2 separate regions of the Homo sapiens genome follow, and region 2 is linked to region 1. Evidence: read pairs that join two places in POLR2A ChIA-PET (ENCODE). Cell type or tissue: GM12878. All regions are shown on one strand. Each heading gives the region's core, and the rest is flanking DNA. Links, peaks and the distances in the headings are about the cores only. Region 1 has its middle 42 kb from the start of CD34. Region 2 overlaps PLXNA2 (plexin A2).

Evidence for each region. ChIA-PET counts read pairs that join two places held together with the same protein. Peaks named below come from ENCODE experiments on the same cell type or tissue, not always from the same donor. Only the 100,000 strongest peaks of a DNase experiment are listed, where the experiment ranks them.
Region 2: POLR2A ChIA-PET joins it to region 1 with 10 read pairs; 2 of 35 experiments call an interaction of 5 or more read pairs at or near these places.

Annotation. Positions count from the first base shown.
Region 1 is chr1:207,864,678-207,873,001 of GRCh38, reverse strand. No RefSeq gene overlaps it. Among named protein-coding and RNA genes, the nearest start is that of CD34, 42 kb to the left of the region's middle. RefSeq lists a silencer at 3,791-4,180 and enhancers at 4,451-4,630, 4,711-4,760. In GM12878, for the core only: a CTCF peak has its summit at 3,772 (motif pointing right); no DNase peak of the experiment used is centred there; H3K4me3 peaks cover 2,540 bases; H3K27ac peaks cover 2,207 bases.
Region 2 is chr1:208,180,479-208,188,802 of GRCh38, reverse strand. All of the region lies in intron 3 of PLXNA2 (plexin A2), which reads left to right. Among named protein-coding and RNA genes, the nearest start is that of PLXNA2, 60 kb to the left of the region's middle. RefSeq lists an enhancer at 7,984-8,324. In GM12878, for the core only: no CTCF peak of the experiment used is centred there; a DNase peak (open chromatin) is centred at 1,072; H3K4me3 peaks cover 1,148 bases; H3K27ac peaks cover 1,731 bases.

The DNA of each region.
Region 1 (8,324 bases), core at 156-8,155:
TCCTTTTCTCACTTTCCCAGCTCCTCCGATCTGCTCTGTCCCCTAGTTACTAAGCAGACATCCCCTTGCATTCATATGAAAAATAGCAGACACAGGGTGGGGTTTGGGGGCAGGTGTCTCCACTAGCAACAGCTCACCAACAGTTGATAGGTTATCTTGCTTAATCCTCCCAACAGCCATGTGATGGGCTATCAATCCCATTTTGCAGAATGGGGAAACTGTGGCTCAGAGAGGTTAAGCAATTTGGCCAGGCTTCCATGGGCTGTGACAAAGCACTTGGTAAGAGCTCAATAAACATTTGCTGATGGACAGAATTGAAAATATGGAGGAAATGGAAGATCTCCAGCTTCTGAGAAGCTCAGAGCCTGCGGGGGTCCAACTACACAGTAAAGGGGGCTGTCAATTGAGGTAGCCCCATTAGAGTAAGAGAAGGGGCAGAGATAGAGAGCATAGGGTCAGACCCAAGGCCAAGGCCAATTCCTCCCCACCCCATTCTTTCCTATCTTGGTAACTGTTGATATATAGTCCATTTTCTACCAACAACTCACCTCTGCCCCCTGTGCCTCAACAAACACATCCACACACACATAAAAACCCTTCAGAAGCGGTCAGTGGTGACATTTATGAGCTGCATGATCCTCAGGATGTCAACATGTACGTGTCCCAACATCGATACCTACTTTGGGGATGGAGAGAGGAGCAGTGGTGATGTGGCGGAGAGAGTCTGAGCTTGAAATCCCATGTCAGGCCTCTGTTCCTTGGCAACCATCTGGGTGACCTTAGGCAAATTGCTTTACCATGTCTACCTTCAGTTTCCTTATATGCAAAGTAGGAAATGTCAGCTGTCTATTCAAAATGTTATTGTGAGGATCAAGTGAAGTAATACAATACTTCTAACATATATATATATAGAGAGAGAGAGAGAGAGAGAGAGAATTTTAAAATTACAAAATACTTTGTTACACATATATCTCTGGCCACCTTCAGAGCAACCCTAATTATTATTATTTTCATTTTTTAGATAAGGAAATAAAAAACTCAGAAAGATTGAAATTCACTTGAAAACAGTGAATAGTGCTATTATTAAAAAGCAGTAGGCCTGTCCCACCCTATCTGACTTTTAGATTATGAAGCACCACTGCATTTACCCCCAGAGTCTCTCATCTGGGCTATGTGCCATGTTCAAAGCTTTCATTCATTTAATAAATATTTATGTGTTCCCATTTGGCACTAGGTATTGTGCTAGGCATTGAGGATACTATCGCAGAGGTATTAGTGTGGCAGGGAAAGCAGACGTCATATAAGAACAATAACAATATTGTGATTTTCATATTATAGCAGAGGAAGGGCCAGGTGGTGCAGGAGGAGACAGTTGGGAAACCTGAGGAATAGGTGAAACAAAGTCTCAAAAAGTCGGGGACAGCCAGGTGCGGCAACTCATGCCTGTAATCTCAGCACTATGGGAGTCTGAGGCAGGCAAATCGCTTGAGCTCAGGAATTGGAGACTAGCCTGGGCAACATGGCAAAACCCTGTCTCTACAAGATACAAAAATATTTGCTGGGCATGGTAGCGCATGCCTGTAGTCCCAGCTACTCAAGGGGCTGAGTTTGAAGAATCACTTGAGCCGGGAAGATCAAGGCTGCAGTGAGCTGAGATCACACCACTGCACCCCAGTGACAGTGACAGAGTGAGGCCGTCTCAAAAAAAAAATTGGGGGAGGACTTTTATCAAGATGGAGAGAAACATGGTGTTTAGTACAAGTGAAGCATATAGGTAAGAGTGGAGGCTGTGCCAAGACAGGAGGCTGGAGAGTCAGTTGGGCCCAGATCTAGGAGGCCTTGTGAGCCAGGCAAAGGAGTTTGAACCTCATCCTTAGTCCAGAATGAAACTGCATAAGAGTTTTACGTAGGGAAAGGATTGATATATTTGCAAGATCCTTCTAAATGGGATATTGTCTTAGTCCAAGCTGCTACAACAGAATACCACAGACTGAGTGGCTTAAACAACATTTATTTCTCACCATTCTGGAGGCAAGGTAGTCTAAGATCAAGGCATCAGCAGATCTGTGTCTGGAGAAGGTCTGCTTCCTGGTTTGCAGTTGGCCATCTTCTCACTGTATCCTCCCGTGTTGGAAAGCAGAGAGGGAGAGAGAGAGAAAGAGCACACAAACAAGCTTTAGGGAGATACAGACATTCAGTACACAGCAGATGTGGAGACTGGATCTGGGCCTAGTGAGGCTGGAGGCAGGTAGGCGAGTTAGGCTAGAGACAAATGCAGAAATCCCAGCAAGAAATAATGGTGGAATGAGCTAGGAATAAAGAGAGGGCCAATCTTAGAGATTTAAGATTTAGGAAGTAGAATCAGGATGTGGTGATTGATTGGCATATGTGCAAGAAAGGAGGGAAGTGAGATGGAAAAGTCAAGGATGACATCCACATTGCTTGTGCACCAGGCGGGTGGGGACATCCCTCACTGGACTAGGAGACACTGGTGGTAGAATATCTGCTATTTGGTATGTGTGTCCTGCATGAACTTGTCTTGCAACTTCATCCAGGAACCCCTAAATTATGGCTGCCTTGCCTGGAGGAGCAGGAATGAATGAGATAAGCCTATCAACTTGAGGATTCTGTTTTCCAGACGCCTAGAGGTCCATGTGGTGGAGCATCAGGAAGGGAGGAAAGGTGCAGGTAGAGCAAAGGCATTTGCTGGGCCTCCTATTCTCTCAATCCAATCTCTCTGATTACTTAAGAACTGTTTGTCGAAGGCATACCATGTAAGGCCCTTAGTAGTTGCAGAGGGAGAAACTGATCTTAAAACAGTTTTGCTATCTAGAAGGAGATAAGAAAACCAACCACAGAAATAAATACAGGTGTGTTTATAACATGTTAACAGCCATAAAAGACATACTCTCAGAAAACTGAGGTCATAAATGACATTGCTGATTGGGAAAATCAGAGAGGAAGAGGTTTTCGAGTTGGCCTTAAAGGACAGGTGGAATTTCTACAGGCGGAAATGTGAGGTTGGGCGTCCAGTGGAGATATCCCTGAAGGAGGAAAAAGCATGAGATAAGATGGCAGCGTATTCAGGTAATCACCAGCTCGCTCTTTCTGCTTAGGGTATCTGCACAAAGTGAGATATTAAGCTGGGATCCACGGAGCTTTGAGGAGTTTCAGAATTCCCTGAAATATTGTGCAAAATTATATTTCTGTATGCATGTGCTTTTTTTGAAGACAGGGTCCATAGCTCTTCTGCAATTCTCAGAAGGGTGTAGGTACAAGAAAAGGTTAAAAACAGCAGTTGAAATTTCCGAATTAGAATTTACAGGTAGGCTGGGGCATCTGTGCATGTGTGTTCTAACAAGCTCGGGAAGTGACTCAGTGCACACCTCGGATCTCTAGACGGGCCCATGGAGGCCTTGAGATGCCAGCCTCGAGCGCTTCCCACCCATTTCCCACCCCTCGATTCTCCACCCCCATTTTACAAGGAGTCACCAGCATCCCCACAGTCTCCACTGCCCTGGAAGAAATATGGCGAGGCAAGGTCAGAGGAACAGGGGGGAAATCAGAATATCTTGCAAAGACTCTGGAGTCCCCTTCAGAGACAGGGTGGGTGGGAGCTGCTCTGCCCCGAGTCTAGCGACGGCCACACGGCCTGACAGGTCTCCCGCCCCGCCGCAAGCCCATGGTCAAATTCTGGGAATTTCCGAATCAGTTGGCAGGCCCGGCTGCTGCAGATTTTCCCGGACACGAGCGTGCAGCGCCCGACGCGGCCGCTGGGTGGCGCCGCGCGGGACGCCGAGCGTGGGAAGCGCGGGCGCGCGGGCAGGCTGAGCTCACACGCCCGGGAAGCGGCCGCCGCGGAGCCGGCGTCCGCAGCGGCTGCGCATCTCGGGCCTGCAGCGGGGCGCTTGGCGGGCGGGGGCCGGGGGAGAGCCTGTTTGCGCAGTACCCCCGGAGGGCGGAAGGCCGCCGAGGTAAGAGCCGGGACTCGGCCAGGTGGGAGTGGGCACCTTGGGCCGGGCCTGCAGGGCGGTCCCCGAGCGTCCCGGGGTAGGGTGGGCTCCCTGGGGACGATGCCCAGGGCCCCGGCCGCGCTCCGGTCGCGCCCCACCCCGGCTGCAGCGCGGCCTTGGGGCGCTGCTGGCCTCGCCGCGGGGGTGGGAGCGGTCGCGGCCTGGAGCAGCTCCGGGCGGGCCCCAGGCTCTGGGGCCAGGGCCAGCTGCGCGCAGGGGTGAGTGAGCAGCCCCCGGGCCCTCAAGTGAGCCCCTGTCCGCTCCCCACCTTGCATTTCTCCTCTCCGCAGTGGGCGTGGTGCCCCTTTGCTGCAGAGGGGGCGCCCAGAGTTGAGGAAGGCTGCGGGGGAGAACGCAGAGACAGGTGGTTGAGGGGGCGAGGGCTGGTGCGCCAAGGCTCGAGGTATTAATGCGTATTTCTTTTTCCCCCCTTCTTCAGGGGGCGCGGAGGTCCGTGTGGAGGAGGAGGCGGGAAGGCCAGAGGCATAGCTCAGGAGAGGGCAGGTGCTGCGGGAGATCACTTGGCTCTGTCTCTGTTCAGCTGCCCCCACCCCTGCCAAATTAATAAAGTGGGTGTGGTGATGACGGTGGAGGAGTTTGATTAAGACCTGGCCCAAACTGCCCAGAACTGCCCCAGGCCGGCCGCCTAGTCCCGCGTGTATATCCGGGAGCCGCAGACTCTGAGCATTCTGTAGAGGGAGGGGGAATATTACCCGAAGGAGCTACAGCCACTGAGGCAGCTCCAGAGATAGGGGCTGCGGAGCAATCTTCAGGCTCACAGCCCAAGTTCATAGATGGTGAATTGGCCAGGAATGGTGGGAGATGGGGGCTGTAGGGAAATAGGGTAATTTCCTTAGGACCCCTTCCTTCCAGCTTTGCAACCGTAGACCAAAATTTGGGATCTGGCATTTGTCAAATGTGCTTAATTTTTTTTTCTTTCCCTTTCGGTTTGTTTTGTTTTTTAGAGAAACAGCAAGTGACAGAGCAGAGGAACGGCTGGCCCAGCCAATCCTGGAGCTGCTGTTGCAGCACTTGTTCCCCAAACAAGTGCTCCTACATTCTGGTAGGAGGACAGAGAGGAGGGGGCTACTGGTCCACACCCCTCCCCTGCCGAGGACCCCATGGCTGCTCCCCTGCAGGAAAGGCAGCTAGGCTGCCTTAGGCCGGATGGGCAGAGGCTGCCATGGCCCAGGGTGGTGACGGTTTTGCGGCCCCTCCCTGCTGCCCAGAGTGGGAAGAAGAGCGCAGAGCCTGGCAAGTTTCTCTCTGTGTCCTCTGGGCTGGAAGGAGCAGGTATAGACAGGGCCGAGGCAGCCAGGGCCTGGTGCTGCTTTGGCATTGGTGGCAGGAGGGCTGAACCTCCAGCCCCTTGGGTTTGGTTCCACCCCTGGCCTGTCCCTGGCACTCGACAACTGCTCCTGTGTGCTTATTGGTGCCACCATGTTATATAACGCTTATATAATCTTCCAGGGCGAGCACTGTGTCTCCGCTCTCAGGTCACGCAGACACGGTGTCCGTGTGGGAGGCAGGATCTGTGGAAGCCTGTGGGTGAACCTACTCCCCCGATCCCCAACCTGGCTCCTTCTCCTGATCTCAGCCATAGGAGGGGGGCTGGGAGAGCCAGGTCCCTCTCCACACCAGCTGTGTGGGATGAGAACACGGTTGGCTGGGCAGTTTTCCTCACCTTCCTGCCCCACTAGTCCCACTTGCCCTGTCTGGTAGAGCAGAAGCCATCCTTGTGCTTTGATACCAGCTCTTTGTTTTGGGGGACCCCTGGCATGGCAGGTGGCATGGCGAGATGAACCCCAAAATGTTGCAGTGGAAGAACACATGGTACTTAGGGTTGGATAAAGAGAGGGAGAAATTAGCTCTGCCTTTGAGGAGCAAGGGTAACTAGAAGGATGGTGGTGGCATTATAAGAGATTTGGAGCAGGCCTGGGGCTAGGGGATGGTCAGGGAAGGGTGTACAGGGAAGTAGATCAGACAGCAAAGATAAACATGGTGTTCTTTTACTGTACTCTCCACTGGGCTGTCCCTGGTTACCGGGGCAACAGAAGCAGTGATGAAAATCATGCCTTTCGTTCAGTGGAAAAATTTGGCTCCTCCTCCCGGCTCTTCCTTCTCTAAATCGCCTGTGACCCATTGAGAGGGTTATGCTTCCAAGGATCAGAGAGAGACCCCAGCATGTTTTCATCATGCTCCCCTTTCCCCAGTCTTCTTTATCATCTCCCCTCTTCCTGCATCCCCTGTCTCCCCCCACAGCTCGGCAGTTGGCAGTTGCGTAGGAGTTGGAGTAGATGCAGGGGGAAGGGCATGGACGTCATCACAGGGCAGGGTGAGCAGAGCGTGGGCAGAGATGTGGATGCAGGAATGCCTGGCACATGAGGAGGGTCCAGCATTGATGAGCTAGATGGAGCCAAAAGCCTGTTTCTGGGCTGGTAGGAGCTGAGGTGGGCAGGGTGAGATGATGGTGGGCCTTCAGAGTTCAGCAGTCTGGGTTCGAGGGAGTAGGAACTAGGAAGGGCCTGAGGTTTCTTGTGCAGATATCTTGTGATGAAAACTACCAAACCGTATCCCTTTTTGAAGTTAAGATTTTTGTTTAAGTTTTTTCTTTCATCTTGTGATGAAAACCGTGATTCATTCATTCAGCATTTATTGTGTGCCCCCCATATTAGGTGAGGTTCTGGGAACTGGGAAGCCGAAGGTGAGTAGCACTGGACCTTGACCTTGAAGAGACTGTGGTGAATGAAAGGAGGATGAGTATATGGGGGAAGATCTGGCATTGTTGCAAGCCTGGAATCTGGGGTCCCCAGCAGGAGACTAGCAACATACCAGATCGGAGGTGATAGGTTAGGGTGGAGCCTGTGGAAATGAAGAAGAAGAGATAATTTGGAGTGCTACTCTGGCTTGAGGACAGGACGTGGGGAAGAGAAAGTGCTGAAATTTTGAACCTTAGTGATTTATAGAAATAGAAACATTAGAGTTCAAACTTGTTTTGGGGAGTCATGTTTGATTTTCTTTTAGACATGTTGCCTTCAAGATGATGGCAGGGTATCCAAATAAAAATGTTTATGGTCAGGCAAGTAAAATATGCAATGGAAGTCAGTTCTGGGAAAAGATTTGAAGGATATTGGATTATGAAGCTTGAAGGTGGGTAGAGGTAGATCCTAGGGCCTGGGGCATTACCTGGAATTGAGTGAGGCTGTATGCCTTGTACTGGTTTATTATCCCAGGGCTTGCCCAGACCCTGGACATTTCTGCTAACAAAAACCCACATCTTCTACCAAACCATATCCCTTTTTAAAGTTAGGATTTTTGTTTAAGTTTTCCTCTCCCTAGTAACTATGTCCAGGTATACCTGGAAAAACACACACACACACACACACACACACACACACACACACACACACACACGCATGCACTTATTTCCCCCAAGGTCTTGTGCCATTTGCTTATAGCTCGGGGACGTGCTGTAGAAATGTGCCACAAGTCTTTGGCCTCTTCTAGCAAGCTGTTTATCACCCTGGAGGAGTAAGAGCACTGGACAGAGTCAGGAGACTTTTGCTAGCTACGTGATCTTGGACACACCACTTCCTTTTCCAGGCCTAAGTGTCTAGTCTTAGGGATCTAGCTTCTTCCAGTTCTGAAGCCCTCTGATTTGATGTCTGGAAAGCTTTTTCCACCTTTGCCCAGGTTTCTGATGCAGACCAGGCTTTTTGAACAAGTAGCCTAGATTTCTTAGTACCTTGTGGGAGGGACTAGTAGGGATGGAGGCCTAGTCCCCAGAGTGGGTCCCTGTCTTCAGTGTGGATAGGAGCCCTCCGGGTGGATGGGAGCCTCTGTTCCTCTTTGGAGCATGGAAATACTGGAAGAGCAGGTTTTCCCAATGACCAGGGATTGCAAACTGTGGCCCGTGGGCCGGATTCCTGTTTTTGTAAATAAAGTTTCACTGGAACAGAGACACGCCCGTTGTTTGTGTATTGTCTGAGGCTGGTTTCATGCTACAAGGGCATAGTTGAGTAACTGCAAGGGAGCCTGTATGCCCCATAAGCCTAAAATATTTACTATCTTGCCCTTTAGGATAAAAGATAAAAACTTGTCAACCCCTGCTGTAGACTACCAGAAAAGTGCTTGGCCTTTTACTGAGGATGCTTATGATGGCTATTTCAGATTTCTAGGGTTCTTAAAGATTCTGCATTGGGCCTGTCTTTGTGATCCCATGAGAGGATGATCTGGTAGTTGAAATAGTAGATTATTAGAGTCAGCTCAAAAATAGTCACTCTGTATCTAGGAAAGCTCTTTCATTTTCAG
Region 2 (8,324 bases), core at 71-8,070, 320 kb before region 1:
ATACTCTCACATTTCTCCTCTCATTTAGTTCTCATAGCAGCTTGAGAGGTTGGGATTCATAGCTCCATTTTTTTTCTTTTTTTTTTTTTTTTTGAGACAGAGTTTCATTCTTGATGCCCAGGCTGGAGTGCAGTGGTGCCATCTCAGCTCACTGCAACCTCCGCCTCCCAGGTTCAAGCAATTCTCCTGCCTCAGCCTCCCGAGTAGCTGGGATTACAGGCAACCACCACCATGCCCAGCTGATTTTTGTATTTTTAGTAGAGATGGGATTTCGACATGTTGGCCAGGCTGGTCTTGAAATCCTGACCTCAGGTGATCCTCCTGCCTTGGCCTCCCAAAGTGCTGGGATTACAGGCGTGAGCCACTGCGCCCAGCCTATATCTCCATTTTGCAAATGGATTGAACTGAGATTATTGAGTCAGTAAGCAGTGGATCCTAGGCATAAATCCCTAGTTTTGTGGCTCAAAGTTCACAGCCTCCATGAGGGCTCCATACCTTTGTTGTGTCTTTTCTTCTATCCTACCCTAAAGCAGGCATTCAGCCTATCTTGCTAGAACCTCGTGACATGTAATCTCTGTAGGTTTTGGGCTACAGTAGGTGTAAAGGACAATAGGACATGGGTTCTTTCCTCAGGTGCCTAGTTGAAGGCATGAGATAAGCTTGCCTCCTTTGTTCTTCCCCTCAAGACGTGATCTGGGGGCTCCATTCTCATAAATATTCAGGTGCGCGTCACTGGTGGTGGTGCAATGTGGAGCTGGGGGAGAGAAGCCCAGAAATCGGGTGGGCTGAGCTCAGTCCCAGCTCTACAGCCACTGACCTTGGGGAAATCACCCCAGTTCTCTTATCCCTAAAATGGAGACATTGATCATTTCAGTTCCTCCTTCACAGGATCGTGGGGCAATTTAGTGAGATGATACGTGTGAAAGCAACAGTAACTGCACACCACTGCACAAATGTAAGGGTTAGTGCTGCCTTCTCTCTGCTACCTGACCCATCTGATCAGCAGCATCAGAAAGAACCTAACACCTGCAGGTTTTATCCCGCAAGTACATGGCCTGGTAATGCTCTGAAGGTGGAGAAAATACTTGCCAGGGACTTTTACAAGATCCTGGTCATTGTGCTAACAGTAAGGGAAACAACAGTCCAGATAGGACAGAGTACCTTGCAGACGTCTTCGCATAGCACTGGCTGGTTTGCTGTCTCTAAAAAATTTTTTATCTTGTGAGAGTTTCAGGTTTGCTTTCATGAGTCAGCTTTAGGGAAGTAAGCTGAAAGCACAGTGCAGAAAAGATTTCAGAGCTCGAGTTGTTCAGGTGGTGTTCTTTGGAGCGCATTTGTTGTTCAGGCTGTTGCTCCTGCTTCCCTCCCTTCCAAATCCAGCCTCCCTACGGTCTCTCTCACACACACAGAACCAAGATCAGCCTCTCTGGGCTATGTAACAAAAACCATCTTTCTCTTGCTGGTCCATGACATAACCCTGCCAGTCTGGGAGCTATTACTTTTTCCAGATGTGGAATAATTGCAGGGCTAATCACCCCTGGAGACTGCTGGGACCCTTCTCTAAGGGTCTCCAGGTCCTTTCATTTAATCCTCATGACAGTCACTAACAATAAAGAAGAAAGTGGTAGATGCTGAGTGAGGAGCTAAGATATTTGTCCAGAGACACAGCAAGCTGCATGTAATTCTGGTTCAAAATTCTTAGGTCTGCAAAAAAACTGAAAAATGTCTCTTGTCCCTCCCCCACCTTCCTACAGGAAGGATTTTGTACAAAATAACATTGCAGGCCGGGCGCGGTGGCTCACGCCTGTAATCCCAGCACTTTGGGAGGCCGAGGCGGGTGGATCATGAGGTCAGGAGATCGAGACCATCCTGGCTAACAAGGTGAAACCCCGTCTCTACTAAAAATACAAAAAAAATTAGCCGGGCGCGGTGGCGGGCGCCTGTAGTCCCAGCTACTCGGGAGGCTGAGGCAGGAGAATGGCGTGAACCCGGGAAGCGGAGCTTGCAGTGAGCCGAGATTGCGCCACTGCAGTCCGCAGTCCCGCCTGGGCGACAGAGCGAGACTCCGTCTCAAAAAAAAAAAAAAAAATAAAATAACATTGCAATTCCCAGGACAGCCCTTCATTCCTTAGCTACTTCTCTACAGATGTGGGGCCACCTACTCTCCCCCTATCCCATTTTCTCCATCACCGCCTCCTGCCTCCAAGCCTACCTTTCTGAAAGATGTTCTTGACACTGTCATTAAACAGCTGCCAGCAACACCTGCTGGCATTCTCTGTTGCAAAGATAACAACCCAACTTTAAAAAGAGAGAATACAAAACAAGAAAGGCTATGGGAGGTGTGGTTGTGGGTTTTGGTTTTATTGTGTTTTTTTCCGTTTGTTTGTTTTTTTGCCAAATTACATTTTGTACATTTCTCTGTTGATTCTCTTATTCCTTTGCATTTTCTATTCTCTATTTATGAACCCCCTCTCCCAACCCCCACTTTAAAAATCAAGAAAAGGAAACCTGTTTCAGGATTAAATATGGTGTCAACATGTGGCTAGGATCTGAATACCTCAAAGAGAAGTCACAGGGGTTGTCTCCACCTACCCAAGCCTTTAATGGTGGAGAAGGAAAGATGGATTTAAAAAAGACGGAGGAGCCAGCCTTTTCCTCCTACCCTCCTGGGCCTCCTTCCAACAAATGATGATGCAGGGTGATGAAGATAGCGCTCTCAGAATCTGTGCCTAGTGATAACTCCCTCAGAAAGTCATGGGGATGCTTTCCCCACCTGTGCGTGTACACTGGTGTTTCTTCTGTTTATGCAAGGAGTCATTGCAGGGAGGGCTACATCTAGTCTGCTGCCCCAGTGGTTGCTAAGTCTTGATAGACACCACCTCTATCTGCCCTGCCCTCCTGCTCACCCACAGAGATGTGGCCCATTCTGAAACCACCAGCACCTCTTCCTTGCCACACCTGTCTCTAAGTGCCATTGGATCCCACTGCACAACTAATTCCCTTTTGCAGCCAGCTGGAGGAACACAAAGCTTATTACTCTCTTAAGACAATAGCTCAAAAGTGATAGTTTCTTTTTTTTTTTCCTTTTTTTTTTTTTTTTTTTTTTGCTTTCAGAGACCAACAAGGAATAAAGGGGCAGCTTCAGCTTCAGGAAATCGAGTTGTGTTTTGTGTTGCCAGGGGGTTGGGGGCTGGCGAGGGCTGAAGAGGTTGGGTTACTGGAAGCAAGATTCAAGGGAGCTTTGCAGAGGTCAACCCCAAGCAGTCTTTGTGGGAACCATCAAACTGATGACTCTGCTGATTTTCTATAGTGTCATGGAAAAGGATTGTAGGGAATTCTTGCCAAGTCTTTAGAAGAAAAGATATATATAGCTAAAGACATGTATATTTATAGAGAGATATATGGATATATTTATGCCAGTCATGCCAATGAGCTCTGCAGCGAGGAGAGGCCTCTAGAGAAGAGCAGGGCACCAGGATCTCCCTGCAGCACTTTCTGGCCCTTGGGAAAAGGAAATAAGAACATCATCGAAGGTACCTGGATCTGTGGCCTTAATCCTGAGAGGCCCCACCTCCTGGACTGAGAGGGCCTCCTTAACAAGGCCAAGCCAGGAGTTTTCCTTTGAACGGTTCAGTCAAATCCCTGCAGCCTAGAAGACACCTTAGAAGGAAATCTTTCTGGGAGTCTTTGATCCCTGAGGAACCTAATGTTCAGAGCAGAGTGTGAGAGGCAGGGATTCCTTATGGGCCAATGCCAGGAGTAGGGAGGGGGCTGATGGGAGGGCTGAGTGCTCCATGCCTAAAAGAAGGGAAGAATGGCCCCAAATTCATTTTTGCTTCCACCTGTGGGCAAAAAGCTTAATTGGACTGTTGGGCTTGGAAGGGCCCAGACCCTGCTTTTAGAGGAACTGGGAGGCTTGCCTATTTAGCTGGGACCATCTGCTGGCCCCCCGCTTAAGCCTGGGGGAACAGCTGAGGCTTACTGAGAAATTGGGCTAAAGATTCTTTCCAGAAATCTCCCTGGAACTGCATGAGGCGTGTGTGTGTGTGTGTGTACTCTTTGTGATTTCTCTGCACCAGCGGATCTCTTAATGTGAGTAAAGCAGCGCAGGCTCAAGGGTGAGCTGGGCGGGAGGCTTTGCTGGGTGTGCCCAATATCTGGCTTTAACATCTCTCATTCCATCTCCATCATGTCAACAGCTTTCAAGATTGACTGAAGCATAACTGCTTGCTTCATCCCCAGCCTGTGTGCCCCTTCCATCCCTGCCTACACCCAACCCTGTAGAGGCCCTGGGGTGTGATGAGTAAGTCAGGGTAATGACACCACACCCACATTATCTAGGGCTGGCCTTGGTATACTTTCCTTGGTTTTTTTTTTTTTAAGCAGGGGGTGGAGAAGGGAGGCAGAATATGATTGCAAAACCTATTTGGCTGTAGCTACCACCTGAATTCCTCTTTTGCTACAGACAGCGTCCCCCTTCCTCCCCAGGCAAGTTAAATTGCTTAGGACTGGCAAAGAGACTCAGAGTCTAAAGAAAACCTTCGGGTTGGCAGAATAAACATTCTTACCCGTCCCTTCCCTCCTCCCTGTCTCAACCCACCCCACATCTATCCTCTGGGCCAGTTAGCCCTCATTCCTAAGGAGCAGGCTATCATGTGAACATCTGGGGAAATCAAGAATGAAAGTTACACTTGAGTAAAAACTTCCTAGAACAGCACTGTCCAAGATAACATTCTGTGATGAGAAAAAACTTTTATATCTGTGCTGTTCAATACAATAGCCACTAGCTACATGTGGCTATTGAGAGATTGACATATATTAGTGTGCCTGAAAAGCTGAATTTCTTATTTTACTTAATTTTAATTAATATAAGGATAAATAGCTACCTGTGGCTAGTGGCTATTACACTGGATGGTACAGTTCTAGAATATGAAGTAGAAATAACTTAGAAGTCTAGGGTACCATGAAAGCCTAAAGGAAAAGTCTCCAACTCTCAGTCCCAGTTGAAAAGGGGGCAGTTTTGTAAGATGCTACAGTGCAATTTCTTTTTCATCTGCCCCAGAATAAACCAAATTCCCAGCTTAAAGCATCAGACGGGCCTCTCTTGGTGATCTGTTTCCCAGGTAAAAGAAACTGAGGGGTAGATAAGCAGGAGTGGGGCCCAGCACCGTCCCCCACCCCCAAAGACCCCCCCCTCTCCCTCTCTGGCACCTGGCTCTGGCTTCTCGTCTACAGCAGGGACCCCAGTGGGGACGCTGCGCAGAATGGTGCTGCAACTGCGGACATCTGGTTTCCCTCCCATCTCTGCCCCTTCATTTCTTTTCTGTCAGCAACAGCTCCTGGCTGTGGATGGTCAGCAGAGTCAACGAGGCCTGCAGACCTCCTTTCCGGCTCCCTCTACTCCCCCATCCCCTGCTGAGGAAGGTTAAGGGAGAAAGAGAAAAAAAGAGACAGGAAGGCAGAGTGAGGGTGAAATGAAATGTTAGTGACATTCAAGAAAGTGAGTTCATGGGGCTCTCACTGCCCTCCCTCCGGATTCAGGATGAACCTTGTCTGGTTTATAAGCCATCAGTGGCTTCTCCCCTGTCTGAGTTGCCAAACTCTTGTGCCCCCACCCTCCATGGCTCACTGCAACACATGTGCCTCCTCCCATATCATGGCAGGTCCATCTGTGACCTTTGTTCTTCTGACCTCTCCCCTAGACGAAGGGGGAGCCCCAGAGGAACTTTCCCTCCCTATCCCAGACTGAATACATTCAACCTGCCTCTCTGTACAGCCTCCCCCAGTCGCTGTGGGTAAACAGGAGGAAGAGAGAGGAAAAGCTTTCTTTCTTGACTAGGAGGTTGGCAGCCCCAGCTTGATTCCACATGGGAAGAAGCTATTCCTTTTTCTGATCTTGGCTCCTTGGCTTTTACTGTCCCCTACCCCTAGCCAGAAGCTGCATTAATTCACCGGGTCACTCAGCAGCCAGAGTCTCCTCTAGGAGAGGCTGAGCTGCCCAACCTAGGAATGGGCTAGAACCCAGCAGTACTGGATGCAAACTCCCCGCACAGCTCTGCCCAGCTGAAAGGCTGCCCTTCAAACCCCTTTTCTTGCTCAGAACTACAGGGGAAAGCAGGAGAGCCCCTGTTTTGCTACAAACAAGCAGAGTGATGGCAAATACGCCTCAGTTTTCCTATCTGCAAAATGAGGAGACGGCCTCATAAGGCCCTTCCGGAGCTCCATTCCATGAATGCAGTGTCCCAACATTGCCACTCGCATGGGCAGAGCAAGACGCTTTCAGTAGCTATGGAACTGCCAAAAAATTCTCTTGCAGTTTTTTGGTGGTTCTGATTTCTTTTTTCTGTCTTTCTTTCTTTTTTTCTTTTCTGAGACAAAGTATCACTCTGTCACCCAGGCTGGAGTGCAGTGGCGCGATCTGGGCTCACTGCAACCTCCACCTCCCTGGTGCAAGCAATTCTCCTGCCTCAGCCTCCTAAGTAGCTGGGATTATAGGCAGGCACCACCATGCCCGGCTAATTTTTGTATGTTTAGTAGAGATGGGGTTTCACCATGGTGGTCAGGCTGGTCTCGAACTCCTGACCTTGTGATCCGCCCGCCTCAGCCTCCCAAAGTGCTGGGTTTACAGGCGTGAGCCACTGCACCCGGCCTTTGATTTCTTAAGGAAGAGAGATGAACCCATTGCTCATCTCCTTCTACTGGTTTGATTCCTTTTGTCTTGAGTTCTAAGCTCTGGAGCTGAGCTGAGCTGAGCTAGACTGAACAGGCCACGGTGAAAGAGACAGGAGAGACACTAAGTCAATTTGCCTTTGTTTGTATAGCAGCTAGAGCAGGGAGGAGTTGAAATGAGATAATAGAAAGAACTTCCTAAATGGGACACGGTCTCAGGGGAGTGTAACATTTTCTTTCCTAGCAAAATTTCAAAATAAGAAAGTTGGAGGAGAACATTTGCCTCCCAAAAGCTATTTTTCTGGACATAATTTAAAATTACAGCTTCTCCTCCTATCGCTCTGTATTCCGCCACTTCCCATCCCTGGACCTCATCCCTACCTTCACAGTGAACTCGGGCCCACAACGGCCTGGTCTACAGATGGCGGAAAGAGGTGGGAGGTTTTGCCAGAGAGCAGGGGTGAGATTCCCCTCCCAGCCCCTCTCTGACTTCTGACCTCTGCACCTTTCTTGCTAGTGATCCCTAAATTACTGGGCTGTCTAACCCTCTCTAGGGAGGAGGGAAGCAAACAGGGCTGACGGGAGGTGGAGCAGAGAAAGTATGAGGTGGAGGTCAGGGGTCTTTTCACAGTGTGTTTTGGCAAAGGAAGCCTGTGGAGCTGCCAGTGGGATCAGACTTTCATCTCCTGAGCTAGCCCCCTCACTGGGAAAGCAAAAGCTGTCACTGGAGCTGTGATTTGGAGCATGTGCTCTGGGGAACTAGGCTGCACCCCTCAGGGTCTGGCCCCCTGAAGGAAAGACCAGAGAACAGACAGGGCCTTCCCTGCACCCTCCTGCCACCACCCTCCTCAGCCTTAGGAGGTGACAGCAGTGCCTGGAAAGGGGCTTGCTCAGAAGGAAAAGGCTCGGTCTGCCTACCTGGGTCGGGAAGTGGTAGATGGGATTGTCCTCAGGGCCCCAGCCAGCATGAAGCCTCTCTGATGCTTCTTATAGCCCTCAGTGTGTTCCTATCACTCCAGAGAACCTCCCACATGCATTTGTCTCCCAGTCCAGCAAATTAAAATCTGAAAGGAAGGAAGAGGTCACAGGCTCAGAGCCTGGACACTAGAGGTTTCTCACTGAGTGAACTTTGGAAGGCTTGGAAGGCTGGAGTTTGGGGTCGCAGAGAAGTCAGCCTCCGCCATCCCCTCTCAAACTTGGGCAGGGGGAGACCCCAGAAGCTTGACATGGCCAGGGCCAATAGCGGTTACTCCCTTTCCCTCCTACCCCCATTTCCCTCATCACAGTCCTTTTTACCCCTCCTGGGATATCTTCCATCCCAGTTCCCCTCGATTGCTTTAGGGTGTGGGGCAATGACAGCGAATACTCATGAGGGGCAACAACTTCAGACAAAATCTCTGAAGACTCACCCGTGTCTCCACACTTCTTCCACCCCTTGCTAGCTGTGTAAAGTTAACCACTGTGACTCTCAGTTTCCTCGTCTGCCAAACGGAGTAAATAATAGTGCCTTTCTAGGATGGATGCCAATGTTGTTTGGATTCAACATAAAGCAGATGCAGAGGGTGTAACGCGGTGCCTGATACATGAAAGTTAAGCATGAGCTCTTGGGTTTTTGTTTCCCAGGTTTCTTCTCTCTTGGTGGCTCTTTAATGAAT